Linked DNA regions of Homo sapiens: region 2 is linked to region 1. Evidence: chromatin contacts called from ENCODE Hi-C or POLR2A ChIA-PET data. All regions are on one chromosome and are shown on one strand. Each heading gives the region's core, a stretch centred on a gene start or an enhancer-like site at or near the end of the contact. The rest is flanking DNA. Distances are from core to core; before and after follow the strand shown. Region 1 overlaps ELP1 (elongator acetyltransferase complex subunit 1). Region 2 overlaps PALM2AKAP2 (PALM2 and AKAP2 fusion).

Region 1 (7,845 bases), core at 1,254-3,753:
AATTAAATGGATAAGATGTCATTATCTTTTTTTCTTTGTAAAGGAAGATTAATGCATAAAATTATTTTGTGTAATTTACATACAATAAAATTATGTGTTGTACAGTTGTATAATTTACATATAATAAAGCTAATTCACCAATTTTAGATGAAGAATTCAGTACATTTGGACATATGTTTGTAGCTGTGTAACCACCATTGCACTCATGATCTAGAACATTTCTAACACCCCCAAAAGTTCCCTACTTCCCCTTTTGCAGTCAGCCTTCTCCCTCCACTGCCAGCCTTTGGCAAACTGATCAGTCAGTAAAGTTTCACATTATCTAGAATTTCATATAAACAGAACCATATGGTATGTAGTCTTTTTAATCTGGCTCCTTTCACTCACATAGTGCATTGGAGATGCATCCATGTTGTAGTTTATTCCTTTGTATTGCTGAATAGTATCCCATTATATGTATATGTCAGAATTTGTTGATTTACCAGTTGATGTACATTTGGATTGTTTTCAGTTTGGGGTTATTATGAATAACGCAGCCATGAACATTCTAGTGCAGGTCTTTATGGGGACAGGAGTAGGAATGCCACATCCCGTGGTAAGTGGATGTTTAACTTTTTAGGAAGCTGCAGAACTAATCTGCAGTGGCCGTATCATTTTGCATTCCCCTCAGTGATATGTGAGAGTGCTTCAGTGACTCCTATACTCACCAACACTGGGTGTATTACTGTGACACTAGATGTATTATCTATTGCTACGTAACAACTTACCTTAAAAGCTGGCAGCTTAAAACAACAGACCCTATTATCCCACTTTTTCAATGGGCCAAGAATCTTGGCTGGGCTTAGCTGGGGCCTCTGGCTCAGGGTCCTTTACAAGGCTGCAATTAAGGTATTGGCCAGGGCTAGAGTCATCTCAAGGCTTGACTAGTTTTTAATTTCATTTTCTAATGTTTTATTACTAGTATATAGAAATATAGCTGAAGTGTTTTGCAGGGAGGCTGTATAATTGACCTTGTATCCTGCAACCTTGCTAAACTCATTTATTAGTTCTAGAAGCTCTTGGGTGTATTCTCTAGGATTTTCTACATCAACAAACATGGTTTCTATAAATATAGTTTTATGTCTTTCTTACAATCAATACTTTTTTCTATCTGTATTGCATTTTCTAGGGCTTCCAGTGTGGTGTTGAATAGAAGTGTTAAGAGTGAACATCCTTGCCTTTTTCCTGATATTGGAGAAAATTCACTTGTCTTTTAGCATTAAGTGTCATGTTTGCTTTTTTAAAATTTTATTCTATATTATTTTATTTTTGAGACAGAGTCTTGCTCTGTCACCCAGGCTGGAGTGCAGTGGTGTGATCTCAGCTCACTACAACCTTGACCTCCTAGGCTCAAGCGATCCTCCCACCTCAGCCTCCTGAGTAGCTGGGACTGCAGGAACATGCCACCATGCCTGGCTAATTTTTGTATTTTTTGTAGGGATGGGGTTTTGCCATGTTGCCCAGGCTGGTCTTGAACTGTTGGATTCAAGCAATTCGCCTGTCTCAGCCTCCCAAAGTGCTGGGATTACAGGCATGAGCCTCCGTGCCTGGCCTGATATTTGCTTTTTTTTTTTTTTTTAATGCTCTCTATTGCAGAGTTGGCAAACTACAACCTGTGACAAATCCAGCATGCCACCTGTTTTTGTAAATAAAGCTTTATTGGAGCATAGCCATGCTCATTAGTTTACATCTTGTGTATGGCTGCTTTAACACTACAGCAGCAGAGTTAGAGTTGTGACACAGATAGTTTGGCCCATAAGGCCTATATTTACTGTCTAATCTTTTACAGGAAAAATTTGCCAATTCCTGCCCTCTTGGTTTGAGGAAATTCCCTTCTGTTCCTTGTTCTGAGAGTTTGTATCATGAATGGGTGTTAAATTTTGTCAAATGCATTTTCAACTATGAAGGGTTTTGTTTTTAGACGAGTGATATGGGGGACTAGGTGATTGATTTTCTACTGTTAAACCAACCTTGCATCTCTGGGTTCAACCCCACTTGGTATTATAGATTTATTACCCTTTTTCTCTTGTGGCAGATTAGATCTACTAAAATTTTCTTGAGGATTTTTGTGTTTGTGTTCATGAGGGATATTGTAGTTTTTTCGTGTCTTTGCCATGTTTTGGGTATCAGGATAATGCTGCTGTCATTGAGGGGTGACAAAAATGAGGGGTGGTGTCCTTTACACTTCTGTTTTCTGGAGGATTTCATGTAGAATTGGTATGAGAGTCTAGCTTATGGTTAAAAACCTATGTGTGATGTTTCAGACCTGACCATAAACAATTACAGACTTTACCTAGGAGGCCACATGGGGAAAAGCTGCCCTCCCTACACCAGACTTGGCGTACTGCCAATGCATTACAGTTTCTAAAGGGAGTTGCAGTCAAGGACTCAGGGCCCCCTGTTAGTCATGCTCTTGTAACAGTATTTGCATTGAGAGTCCTGGCACTTTCATTCTTAGGTCTCTCTATCTGAGGCCATGGGCCAAGGTCTTCTTCAGGCACCTCTGCCAAGGCCTGTTTATGCAAGAAGGAGTGGAAAAACCTTGACATTTTTTTCCACTGTGACTCACTACCCAGTACTTTTCCACCCTTAGCCCCCTTCCTTTGCACCCATACCCCCAAGATCCATCAAACTGCTAAAGCCTTTTTTTCCAAGCTCCTTCAACAGTGAACCAACCCTCATGTCTGTGTGGATCCAGCTGACTCTTGACTAGTGAGTTGTTCCTTGGGAAAAAATGGAACAGAGAGAGTTGGTGCTTTCCCTGGTTTTAGCCTCTTGCTTATACCAATGCAATGCCTGAAGGCTTAATTCATTTTTGACTTGTTGCTTTGATCAGCTACTCCAACACCTGACAGCTCAGCTCTTTCTCCCAGCTCTTGGGAGATATTTTTTTCTTTAAATGTTTAGTAGAATATACCAGTAAGGCCATCTCGGCCAGGAGTTTTCTTTAATGAAAGCTTTTCCACTATTAGTTCAGTTACTTTAGTAGACATTAGCCTATTCAAGTTTATCTGTGTCTTCTGGAATGAGCATTGGTAGTTTATGTCTTTCAAGTAATTTGTTCATTTCATCTAAATTGTCAGATTTATTGGTATGAAGTGTTTATAGTATTCTCTTATTTTACTGTCCGTAGGGTCTATGGTGATGTCCTGTCTTTCATTCTAGATATTGATGTGTCTTCTTTTTTCTGATTATTCTGGCCAGAGGTTTATCAATTTTATTGATCTTATTAAAGAATGAACTGTTTCATTGTTTTTCTCTATGATTTTTCTGTATTCTATATCATTCTTTTTTTATTATTTTATTATTTTATTTGCTCTTTATTTTTCTAGTTTCTTAAGGTGATGGCTTACTTTTATTTTTTTCTTATTTTTTTCTTTTGTTGTTGTTGTTTTTTTAAAGAAACAGGGTCCCACTCTTGCTCAGGCTGGAGTGCAGTGGCACGATCATGGTTCACTGCAGTCTCAAACTCCTACATTCAAGCTGTCCTCCCCCCTCAGCCTCCAGAGTAGTTGGGATTACAGGTGCATGCCACCATGCCTGGCTAATTTTTAATTTTTTTTGTAGAGATGGGGTGTTACTAGTTGCCCACGCTGGTCTGAAACTCCTGGCCTCAAGTGATCCCTCCACCTCTGCCTCCCAAAGTGCTGGGATTCCATGTGTAAGCCACTGTGCCTGACCAAGGTGATGGCTTAAAGCTATTGATTTGAGATGATTCCTTACTTTATAGTTTAAGCATATAATGCCATAATTTTCCTCAAGCACCGTTTTAGTTATGTTATACAAATTTTGAAATGTTTTGTTTTCATTTCCTAATTTCCCTTGTGATTTCTTTATTGAACCTTGGCTTATTTAGAAGTATGTTTAACTTGCAGATATTGGAGATTTGCCAGCCATCTTTTTGTTATTAATTTCTACTTTAATTTTGTTGTGATTAGAGAACATACATTTTATTAATTTAAATTTATAATTTATTTTAATTTATAATATGGTCTGTTTTACAGAATGTTGTGTGTGTATTTGAAAATAATATGAAAGCTACTATTATTGGATGGAGTGTTCTATAAATGTCAGTTAGATTAGGTTGATCATGCTGTTCTAGCTTTTTATATCCTTATTGATTTCCTCACTACTTGCTCTATCAATGACTGGGAAAGTGTTGAAGTCTCCCAGTATTTGTCTATTTCTCCTTTGATTCTACCAGTGTTTGCTTAATGTATTTTGAAGCTCTGTTATAGGTGCATACATGTTTATGAGTATGTTATAGATGTATTCATTTTGATATCCTTCTTTCTCTGTTACTATTCCTAATTCTGAATTTGACTTTAATGTTATTAATATAATTCTTCCAGCTTTCTCTTGGTTAGTCTTTTCATTGCATATCTTTTTCTATCCTTTTACTTTTAATCTAGCTGAATGTAGTCTTTATTTTGAAAGTGCGTTCCTTGTTGATAGCATTATTGGTTCTTTTTTTTTTTTAAATCTAATTTGACAATCTCTGTCTTTTAATTGGAGGGTTTAGACATTTGCATTGAATGTGATTACCAATATAGTTAGATTTAAACCTACAGTCTTGCTGTTTGCTTTTTGTTTGTTTCATTGATCCTTTGTTTCTTGTTTTTTTCTTTTTTTGCTTTCCTTTGGATTTAGTATTTTTCATAATTCCATTTTACCTCCACTGTTGGCTTATTAGCTATACTTCTTCATTTCAGTATTTTAGTGGTTGCTGTAGGATTTATAATAAATATCATTAACTGACCATATCTTCAGATAATCGTATACTACTTCATATATAGTGTAAAAACCTTACAAGAGTATTCACTCCATAATACTTTGTTATTGCTTTTGCTTTAAGTGATCAATGATTGTTTAAGGAAATTTTTTAATGACCTTTCATGTTTATTCTTTTTTTTTTTTTCCAAAAGATTCAGTATTTTCCGAGTTTTCAAAAACTGCTGGCCACTCAAAGTGGATCAACAAAAATTTAAGAGCTAAAACTGTAAAACTCTTGAAGGCTGGGCACAGAGGTTCATGCCTGTGATTCCAGCACTTTGAGAAGCTGAGGTGGGACAATCACTTGAGCCCAGGGGTTTGAGACCAGCCTGGGTAACATAGAAAGACCTTGTTTCTACAAAAAATAAAAACACAATTAGCCAGGCATGGCGGTGTGCACCTGTAGTCCCAACTTCTTGGGAGGCCAAGGTGGCAGGATTTCCTGAGCCTGTAAGTTTGAGACTGCAGTGAGCTGAGTTCACGCCACTGCACTTCAGCCTGGACAACAGAACAAGACCCTGTCTCAAAACCAGAACGAAACTATAAAACTCTTAGAAGAAAACAGGGCTAAATCTTCATGACTTTGGATTTGGCAATGGATGGTTAGAATTAATACCAAAAACACAATCAATAAATTGATAAATTGGATTTAATAAAAATTAAGAACTTTTGTGTATCAAGGACATTGTCAAGAATGTGAAAAGACAGCATATAGAATGGAAGAAGATATTTGCAAATCCTATATCTGATAAAGGTTTAATATCCAGAATATGTAAGGAACTCCTGCAGCTCAACAACAGAAAGCCAGTTAAATCAATTTTGAAATGAGCAAACGCCTGTAAACCCAGCTGCTTGGCAGATTGAGACAGGAGGATTGCTTGAGGCTAGGAGTTCAAGACCAACCTGGACAACATAGTGAGACCCTGTCTAAAAACATTTTTTTAATTAGCTGGGTGTGGTGGCATATTCCTGTAGTCCCAGCTACATGGGAGACCGAGGCAGGAGGATCACTTGGGGCCAGGCAGTCAAGGCTGCCGTGAGCTGTGATTATGCCACTGCATCCCAGCCTGGGCGACAGAGTGAGACCCTGTCTGAGAAAAAAAAAAAAAAAAGAACAAAAAAAAATTTAGAAGATTGCTATTCTAGTCTACTATTTTTTCAAAGGGTGGTCTTGTTAACAATTCTGGAGCCCACCTAAACCTGCTAAATCAAACTTGGTAGTAAAGCTGGGGAGATGGGCATGTCTAACAGACGTTTCTGGTGGTTTTGATGTCCAGGCGTGCAGAGAGATGATGCTTACCTTGTGTTTTGTCATTATTTTCAGGATTTACACCCCTTCCTTGTCTTTTGTATCAATATTTATGGAGTCATGAACTCTAGGATAGGCATGATGTTGAGAACTAGGAGTTCTCCCCTGGCCAGGGAGATAGAGGCAGGTCTGTGGTTAGTTTTGTAGTTGGCTGTGATGACATCTGACATGCTCTCTTCACTTGTTGTCTTCTTCCTGTTCCCTTGTCAGGATTATGAAGAAGCTGTGCTCTTGCTGTTAGAAGGAGCTGCCTGGGAAGAAGCTTTGAGGCTGGTAAGAATCTTGTAAATCCTCTGGATGTTGGGTGCTAAGCAGAGAGAGCAAGCAAGGGATTCCAGGTCAGTTGGAATCTCTTGTCTTCTGAGGTTCATGAAATAAGTAGAAATAGGTCAGGTTCCTGGCTTAAGGAAAAGCGGTGTTTTTAAAATCATTTTTATCATTCTTGATAATAATTTGAAATATTACTGTCTTTTACTGAAATGAATTGAATTTCCTTGGCTGCCTTGTAGGAGGCCTGTTTTTCAGGAAAATATTCTGATTACCTCTGAAAGTAATCCATGTCTTTCTAAGTATCTTAACTCTCCAGTGACTAGAAGTTTTCCTTCCTAAAATTATTGTGTTTTTCCTTCTAGGTATACAAATATAACAGACTGGATATTATAGAAACCAACGTAAAGCCTTCCATTTTAGAAGGTGAGGGTTCCATTTTAGATAGAATTCCTCATTTGGAAGAAGGTGAGGAGAGAGAGATGAGAGAGTCTCCTCCTATTTACTGTGTTTTCTTAATAATATGTCATGTAGACTCAATCAAAATTACCACCTGGATATAATATTTAATTCTCACTAGAATTTTTAAATATGCTGAACTATTAAATGGTAACAAAATATTTAAATGTTAGAAACCTGTGATCAAATATGATTAAGAATCTTTGTATTTGGAAATAGTAAACTTGAATATGAACTATATTAGATAATAATATAACACTGATAAATTTCTGGCATTTAATAATCATGTTGTGGTTATATAAGATAATATCCTATTATTCTCAAGAGATAAATGCTGAAATATTTAGGAATGAAGGATCATATCTCTGCCTTACTCTTAAAAGGTTCCACAAAAGTATTAATGAATGTGTGTATGCATGCAGAGAAACAGGAAGCAAAAAAATGTCAAAATGTTAGTAATTGGTAAATCAAAGTAAAGGGTATATGTGTGTTCATTGAACTCTTACAACTTTTATGTAGGTTTCAACGTTTCAAAGTATTTTTTAAAAGTTACCTTTTCAAATGAAGTTTGTGGTTCTTAGAGAACATATGAATATTACCAGTTCTAGAATACTCAGATGGTCACTGTGACCTCTTAAAAGCAAAGTGGAGAAGGACATCAGTTTGACTTATAGAAACCTTAGGGAGTGGTTGATTTTAAGTTCTGCATTTTTATGCACATCTACCCTGTAAGTAACGTCTGGCCTTTCTGACATTTACATGTATGCACATTCTTACCTTGTCTGCACCCCCTTCCTCCATCCTAATTAAAACGTTGCTGGGGTACTTTTTATGTCATTCACTTTAGGTACCTCTAACTGGGTACTGAAAACATCATTCCTCATCTATAATAATCTAACCAGCTCTTACTTAGATTTTCACCACTAATGAGAACCTTTCTTAGATAAATGCCGATAATTCATCTACATAGGCCCAAAACCTATTAATAAAATGCATCC
Region 2 (7,845 bases), core at 3,284-5,783, 1.2 Mb before region 1:
TCTCGCTATGTTGCCCAGGCTGGTCTCAAACTCCTGGACTCAAGCAGTCCAGCCTTGGCCTCCCAGAGTGCTGGGATTACAGGCATGAGCCACCCTGCATGGCCAGCCCTTTTAAAACTATTAACTAAACTTTTTGTTGGATGAGACATTGTCAGTAACTTCTACTCATATATCATTAAGCATTACACAAAATTTGAATGCTGAAACTTACTGGCTGCCATTCAATTTCAAGTAAACCTAGGCCAAAATTAGCCCACTCCATGGAAAATTATTATTGAAATAAGAAGACAAACAAAGAGAGATTCACGGTACTGCTAAGATGAGTCAGATTACCTATGGCACCCTCACCCCTGGCTTCTTTTGGCCAATGACTCACTGCTAATATTCTGCATGGGAACAACAGAGCTCTCCTTCTATCCTTTTTGGCTTGGGGGCCGGGGTGGGCGGAGGGTAGTGGGAAATCAGTAGGAAGCTGGTAGGACTGAAATATGGTTAGAAAACACTGCTCTCCTGAAACACAAGATGCTTTAGAATACCTGAGGAGAGGAAGAAGGGCAACGTAATAGTAAAGGAAACTAAAAGGCAAATAATTAGTTCTATAGTTTAATTAATTAATCCGTTCATTAAACATGAGGGGAGGTTATTCTGCAGGGTCATAATGAAATTAGCAGCAACAATAAGCTCCAGAAGACAACACCCTTTAAAAAAAAAATGAGTTCTCTGTACTTCCAAGAAAGCCCTAAGTCTATATTAGAGTTTTCTTAGTCTGAATCAGGCAAGTGAAGAAATTGCTTCTCTTTGTCTCTTGTTGCTAATCACAGAGGAAGGAGTGATGGGGCTTATCTCCAAAGCCATTTCCCAAGAACACTTTTCCGCTCCTCACATCAGCATTATCCCTTTCTGTTGAATGTTTCACACTTCAAGTGCTCGATGATGAATGAGCAGATGACTTTCCACGTTTTCTTTTTAGGATTCAAAAATTGTATCAGCTCTTTCCAAGGCACCCTTTTTGAACTAGAAATAGTTGTTTTGGTACCAAATATTTAAAATCTAAGACAACAATTTGACAATATACTTTTGCAATTGTTTGAAAAAAAATACAAAACTGCCATTATCTTTGAATCAGAAATTATTTTACAAGTAGTTATGTCTTCTGTGATCGGTCAAACTGAGATTTTAAAATATGCTAGTTAGTTGGCAGGGTGCAATAATAGCTCATGCCTGTAATCCCAGCACTTTGAGAGGCCAAGGTGGGTGGATCACTTGAGGTCAGGAGTTTGAGAACAGCCTGATCAACATGGTGAAACCTCCTCTCCACTAAACATACAAAAGTTAGCCAGGCATGGTGGTTGGTGTACACCTGTAATCCCAGCTACTTGGCATGAGAATCGCTTCAACCTGGAGAGCGGAGGTTGCTGTGAGCCAAGATAGTGCCACTGCATTCCAGTCTGGGTGAGGAAGTGAGACTGTCTCAAAAAAGGCTGGGTGTGGTGGCTCACGCCTGTAATCCCAACATTTTGGGAGGCCAATGTGGGTGGATCACTTGAGGTCAGGAGTTTGAGACCAGCCTGACCAACATGGTGAAACCCTGTCTCCACTAAAAATACAAAAGTTGGCCAGGCATGGTGGTGTACACCTGTAATCCTAGCTATTTGGCAAGAGAATCTCTTGAACCCGGAGAGCAGAAGTTGGAGCATTCCAGCCTGGGTGAGGAAGTGAGGCTTGGTATCAAAAAGAAAAAAAAAAAAGAAGCCCGCACGGTGGCTCACCCCTGTAATCCCAGCACTTTGGGAGGCTAAGGCAGGCAGATCACCTGAGGTGAGGTCAGGAGTTCGACACCAGCCTGGCCAACATGGTGAAACCCCATCTCTACTGAAAATACAAAAAATTAGCCAGGCGTGGTGGCAGGTGCCTCTGTAATCCCAGCTGCTTGAGAGGCCGAGGCAGGAGAATTGCTTGAACCTGGGAGGAGGAAGTTGCAGTGAGCCGAGATCATGCCACGGCACTCCAGCCTGGTCAATAAGAGTGAAACTCCATCACACACACACACACACACACACACACACACACACACACGCTAGTTACTTGTTAAAAGTCAAAGTTTGGGGGTTCCAGTGTAATTTGGGATGATTCCTTTCCGATACATTTTTTTAAACCTCTAGACACTGGAGGGTGTAAACAGGAAAGAGGCCCTCCTTCTTGTGAGCTATATGGCATCCAGTCCCCCTTTCCCCATAAATTCAGAAAATTCTTCATGACACTCAATTCCATCTACTCAGGAAGCAGCAGGTTTAACCTCTAATTGGCATGGAAGTATTTAAAGAGATAAACAACTCTGAATTACTGATTCACAATCATGCACCAGAGGTCCTGAGGTTTTGTAAAGTTAGACAACAATGATAACAAAAGAGCGAATTCCTGAGTTCCACTGTCAGCAGTAAGAATTTGCCTTCATGCATGATGGCCTGATAGAATCAAAGCCACTGGCAACTACACCAGGTAAATGGAAATGGGCTGGAAATCTAACCTATCCGGATTAGGCAGGAATCTGGGCTTGGTATCATCAGATGATGTCTTGTTTAAACCAACAAATGCTTATTGCTCTCTTTGAAGATAAGAAGGTCCAGAATTTTCTCCATGCTTCAAATTAGGCGAACGTGATTCCAGATTCAGATAAGATGCACATTCATTCAATCACCAGGAAAGTCCTTTTTGAAATGAACTATGCCCCAATGCAAAAACAGGAGGATATGAAAGAATCATCAAACTGGGTTTTCTAAGGTCAGAGAAAAACTAAGGTGCAAAGGGGCTGTGGGAGCTTTTTAGATCGGCCCAGTTCACCCTCCAGGTAGAGCCCTAATACCACGACACAGAAACCTGCCCTTCCCACTAAATTCTAGAATAGTTAACAGCTGGTTAGGATGCCTACCATTTACTTTCACATACTTGATCGGGGCAATTTAATACAGCTGTGTGCTTCTGGAATTAGTTTAAATTACATTCCAGGGTCTGACAACCATCCTAAATGGGAATATAAACTCAAGGGATGGTCATCTAGGATCCAATGAGAGATCCCACGCCCCACAGGTGGCTTCCTCCAGTACTTAGCTCCCTTTAACTCCCAAGAACCCCTGAAGCTTTGCTAATTGGCATAATTAAGGTGAGAAATAGGTTTTCATTAGTGAAATTAGTGGCCTGTCAATTAGCATAATGAATGTTAGAAATCCGTGAAATTGGTGGTGTTCAAATTTGTGGATTAGAGATCTTCCTCACCCTTTCATAAAGGGGATATGCCAATAGAGCGAACCCTTTGGTTTATACACCCTTAGGGATGGTGTTTGAGGTTTGAAAACTAAACGATCTTGTTTCTAGCCTTTGGCTCAGGGGACTTCGGTTGCTTACCACCCACTAAAATGGTAACAGAATCCTGTCTTCATAAAGTTGCCACATCTGTCTTCAGGCAAGGTGGGGTTGGAGCATCTAGAAATTTAGGGAGCTGAGATTTCCTCATAGCATTTTTTATAAATGTTTATTCAACTCAAGTCTGTATGAGTGCCAGAATTTGGTCCCAGAGACCTGTGTTTAACATAACCTGGTAGCCAGGCTGCAACTAAAGTCGCCTTTATTTACCAAAAAGTGTTTAATAGTTTTGCAAAGCAAATTAGCGTGGCTTAATTTACAACACAGGTGCCTATGTCTCCACCTAAAGAATGCAGGAAATGTGGTAATTCAGAGTTTAGCGTCCAAAGACCAGAGTCTGGGGTCATTTCTTGGCTCTACCTATAAAAGTCCTACCAGACTTTTTGTAATTATGGAATTCTGCTGAGAACAGAACTCCTTCATAAGCAGGACTAATAATATCTCCCAAATCTGTTTTGAGAATTAAGTTAGAAAATGTACTTAAAAGTACTATGTAAACTGTAAAACGGTTAATGCAAATGTTCACTATTATTAAGCCATTTTACACTGAGGTTTAAATGACAGGTATTATATTCTTTCTGGCAGCAGACTGATTTTCTTTTGGGAAAAGAGCAGGAGATTTTTAGAAGAAAAGAAATCAAGAAGAAAAGATGAAAGAAAAAAGGCCCGGGAAAGACTCAAAGTCAGAATCTATGGCAGCTCTAATCTCCCTAATCTTTCCCCAACCCCAGATCCTTACATGTGAATTTTAGTTGAAGCTGAACACGACTAGGAAGATACAGTTGTGCTGCAACAGAGGGAGTAATTTCACAAAATGTCCTTAAAAGTTAAGTCCTGAAATGCAGTAAGTAGAATGAGCAGTCAAGAACCACCCAGACCTGGGGCTCCAGTCACATGGGAAGCAGAGGAGGGGTCACACATTGGTTAAAACAGAACCTGGTCCATCTCCACAACTCAACTAGCCAAGTAAATGTACAAGTGAATGAGACAGCCCTGACAAGCCTGTCCTGTGGGCATGCTGTAAGTGTGGCATCCCCATTTTCTGGTTGACACATGTCTAATAGCTTATCATTTCACAGTACATGCACATACATATGTCAGCTGATGCTTGAAAAATGGCCCTCTGTTAAGTGGGAAAGGCATGAATTTTATTTCAGTCTTAAAACTTCAGAATAAGAGGTATAGAGAAATAGAGGGACGTTTCCCAAGATCACCTGCCTAGTAAGTGCCCTAGCCAGGATTTGAAGGTGGGTTCTTCTCATTCTATCCTGATACATCAAAATGGAGTCTCAATATTAGGAGGCTTTTAAAATGACATGGGAAATGGTAAGAAGAGTGGATGGATCAAAACAGAGTTAGCTTGGCTTTTTGGTTGATCTTTTGCTTGCTTGAATCTCTACAGATGATGTGAGACTCACAATTTAGCTTTAAAAGTCGATGATCCCTTTACCTTCTTTATTCAGTCTTGGTCAGAAATAGATGAACTCCCTGGAGAGTTAACTCTCTGGAGACGTATCTGTTGCTCTACGTGTCAGCTAGAAATGTGACTTCTTGCACGGTCTGGGGATTTCACCCTCTGGGCTGGTCTCTGAAGGGGTTCTGTTTCCTCTGGCCACTTGCCAGAGGTAAAATATTAAGATCCCATGTCCATGTCATTATGATGGACACTGTGGGAAAAGGCTGCAACTCTTCACCAACACCACAAGTGAGATTCTAGAAGCCTGTTTACATTTGCACAGAAAACACAACAGCAGGGCCCTGATCCCTGCCCCACTGGGCATAGACACCCATGTGTTCTTTCTGCCCAGGGTACCTAGGCCTACAGCTAGGCATGTCATGGACAGAAATAACTTTAAGGAAGTGCATTTTCCTTAGCAGGTCTGCCTGAGCCCAGGCGGAGAGCAGAAAGGTGTCCTTCACCACAAGGACAATGTTCACTGTGTTCACAGCCTCCCCTCTGCCCCACCATCCTCAGGCTGTTAAAGCTCGACAGTGTGCCTAACCCATCTCGACCTCCTAGGCTCCTAGCCTAAATGCACAGTGTGAACCAAATTACTCAAACATCAGGCTGTACAACCAGGTTTCTCTGCTTTGAATAACCCAGATTACTTCCTACTAAAGCCATGACATTTAAATTAGAAATGCTTTTCTCCAGATAATAGGTGACCCGATCCTTTAATCCAGTTATTTATAAGTTCCACCAAAAATATAAACTCACTCTTGGCCTAGGAACAGAGGCATGGCTATAAAACAAAACTTCCTCATAGCTGTGAAATCAGAGAGTATCTCCGTTTTCCCTTCTCATCCTGCCTCTCTTTTGTAAGTCACGTTTTCAGTGCGCAGGACGCAATGACAATCATGATGAAGAACTGGTTCCACGAGCTATGTGTGGCTATCTTTAGAGAGGTTCTTCCTAAATTTTTAACTTTCTGGCTAAGTCAGGATGTCTCCAGCATGAAGGCAAATGCAGAAGGGGTGAGGGTGGGATGGAAGGAAGTGCACCTGGCTGGTGGATGATGCCCAGAAACCTAAAAGATGCCCACATCAGCTGAACCTCATCAGCTTTGGACAAACCAGGCAAAGCTGCAGTCAGGAGGTCTGGGGGAGGCTAACTCCCCAAACCGAGGGAACCCGAAGCATAAGGAAGGGAACAGAAGTTGAACAGGTCAACACTACCTTGGATCCATAAGCATATCCTGGGACCCTGCAGAGCTATATGCTCTCAGCCTGGGCCGTGCGAGGTCCTCAGAGCTCCAAGGTGATCCGCCATCCCCAGCAAGACGCTCACAGACTTGGAGGGAGTGAGTACCAGTTCCCATAAGAAGAACGAACAGCACTAGGAGAAGGAAGTGCTGCAGCAATAGCTGGAAATAAACTTCCAGCCCTCTTCAACGGCGCAAACTGTGCCGGGCAAAAAGAATTGAAGAAAGCGCGGTGCACCAAAGTTTCTAAGCAGGCTGGCTGCACCTCCTCTGGCCCTCCCTGCTAACGACGACAGGAAGGAGAAGGAGCTGGGACTCCGAGTGGGCCGTTCCACCCTCCCCTGAAGGCACTGACAGCAGGAAAGTCTGGGAACTGCTTGCTGCGAGGGTTAGACTTGGGCCTCTAAGCCGAGCCTATAAGCGGGAAGTGGAGGAGAGGAGAGGCCCCGGGTGATAACCTGGGCCACATTCCAGTCCTGTGCAGGCTTTCCTCTTCCATCCCCCGAGCAGAGCTTCTTCCGGCCTGTGGAACTAGGGGCCCGTGTTGATTGTGGGAAACTGGGAACTAAGCCACTCCCTAAAGAGGCTAGAGCCTCCCCTCCTGGCTGATGGAAGACAGCCGGCCAGACTCCAGACCTCAAGCACTCCTGGGGCAAACGCAGGCTAAATTTGGACCCGGCAGGCTCGGGTCAATGCTGTGGGCCTTAAAAGGGGCAGATACTAAAAACACTTCTTGGTTTGCCTCCATGGATCTCCTGCCATGAAGCCATTACAGCTCAATGTGACTAGGGCAGTTCTAAAAAGAAAACTCAACCCTTTGGAGGCCAGGAGTCCTGTTCCTGCTCCTGCAGGTCCAGCCTTTTTTTCTGAGAGCTTCTACGGTATTGGTCAAAAGAGTAATCACTGTTCTGCTATTCTCTCTGTCTTATGCCTCAGGTACAGGTCTGAAGACGGGATGAAAATACTTCTGGAACTCCCCACCCCTTCACTGGAAACAAGGCTTCCCTGTGTCTTGACCCACATTCCTAGTGAAGGAGACTGGTCAATTTCTCATAGAACGGAGTCTCCCCCAGCACCATAGCTTAGCCTATGAACAATCCTCCTCTTAGCCCTGCTGAAAAGTCAGTGGCTCCAATCACATCTGGAAAATGTTAAGGTGTTATTTGATGAATATATTTACAGCTTGGGCTTTCTGTGAAAGAAACTGAAGACAGTGTGTGTGGTGGGGGTCAGCAGCGGGGAGGGGAGGAAAGGAAGGAAGCTGCTGTTGCCTTTTCTGCAGCAGCTGATGAAAGGGTTGTTTCTTTCCGTTACTTGGAGACCCACTTCTTACAGGAGTGACTGAGAGGCTTCCGGGTTTCCCGTGAATAAGGAGAGATGTGAGTTTCATGTTTTCCTCAATGAGGGATACTGAGCGCCCTATCAAGGAGCCCTCGGAGGCTCTTCTCACCAAAGGCCCTTTTCACTGGAGATTATTTTGCAAGGTAGTCCCTACCCCAGAATAAACCAAGCTCAAGGCCACAGAGGGAACTCTGGCTCCTGCAAGGTGAGATTTCTAGGGTAACCGATTCTGCTAAAGACAAAAGCAAGCCTAGTTTTTCAGTTCTTTATAAATTTGCTGTGTCCCTCTTGGTTTAAAAATAGTTCCAGATCTTGGGTTCACGCCTGGTGAGCAGGTCATGGCAGAGATCAAAAGCCAAACACCACTGTGGACCAGCAGAAT

Evidence for each region. Hi-C counts contacts between places; a loop is a spot of excess contacts on that map. ChIA-PET counts read pairs that join two places held with the same protein, here RNA polymerase II (POLR2A). Pooled maps may share reads with other maps.
Region 2: a pooled map shows a loop between it and region 1 (4-fold over the local background). The contact joins two enhancer-like sites. A Hi-C loop is called at or near these places in 1 of 50 pooled maps. POLR2A ChIA-PET finds 5 or more read pairs at or near these places in 2 of 52 experiments (HepG2 and MCF 10A).

Annotation. Positions count from the first base shown.
Region 1 is chr9:108,880,674-108,888,518 of GRCh38, reverse strand. ELP1 (elongator acetyltransferase complex subunit 1) reads left to right here. Exons shown (of 37, transcript NM_003640.5): 30 at 6,332-6,394; 31 at 6,754-6,814. Among named protein-coding and RNA genes, the nearest start is that of ACTL7A, 22 kb to the right of the region's middle. Within about 2 kb of position 2,503, at least 5 of the 41 ENCODE cell types and tissues checked have a DNase peak (open chromatin) inside an H3K27ac peak, as active enhancers do.
Region 2 is chr9:110,126,264-110,134,108 of GRCh38, reverse strand. All of the region lies in intron 7 of PALM2AKAP2 (PALM2 and AKAP2 fusion), which reads right to left. Among named protein-coding and RNA genes, the nearest start is that of C9orf152, 78 kb to the left of the region's middle. RefSeq lists an enhancer at 1,839-2,682. Within about 2 kb of position 4,533, at least 2 of the 41 ENCODE cell types and tissues checked have a DNase peak (open chromatin) inside an H3K27ac peak, as active enhancers do.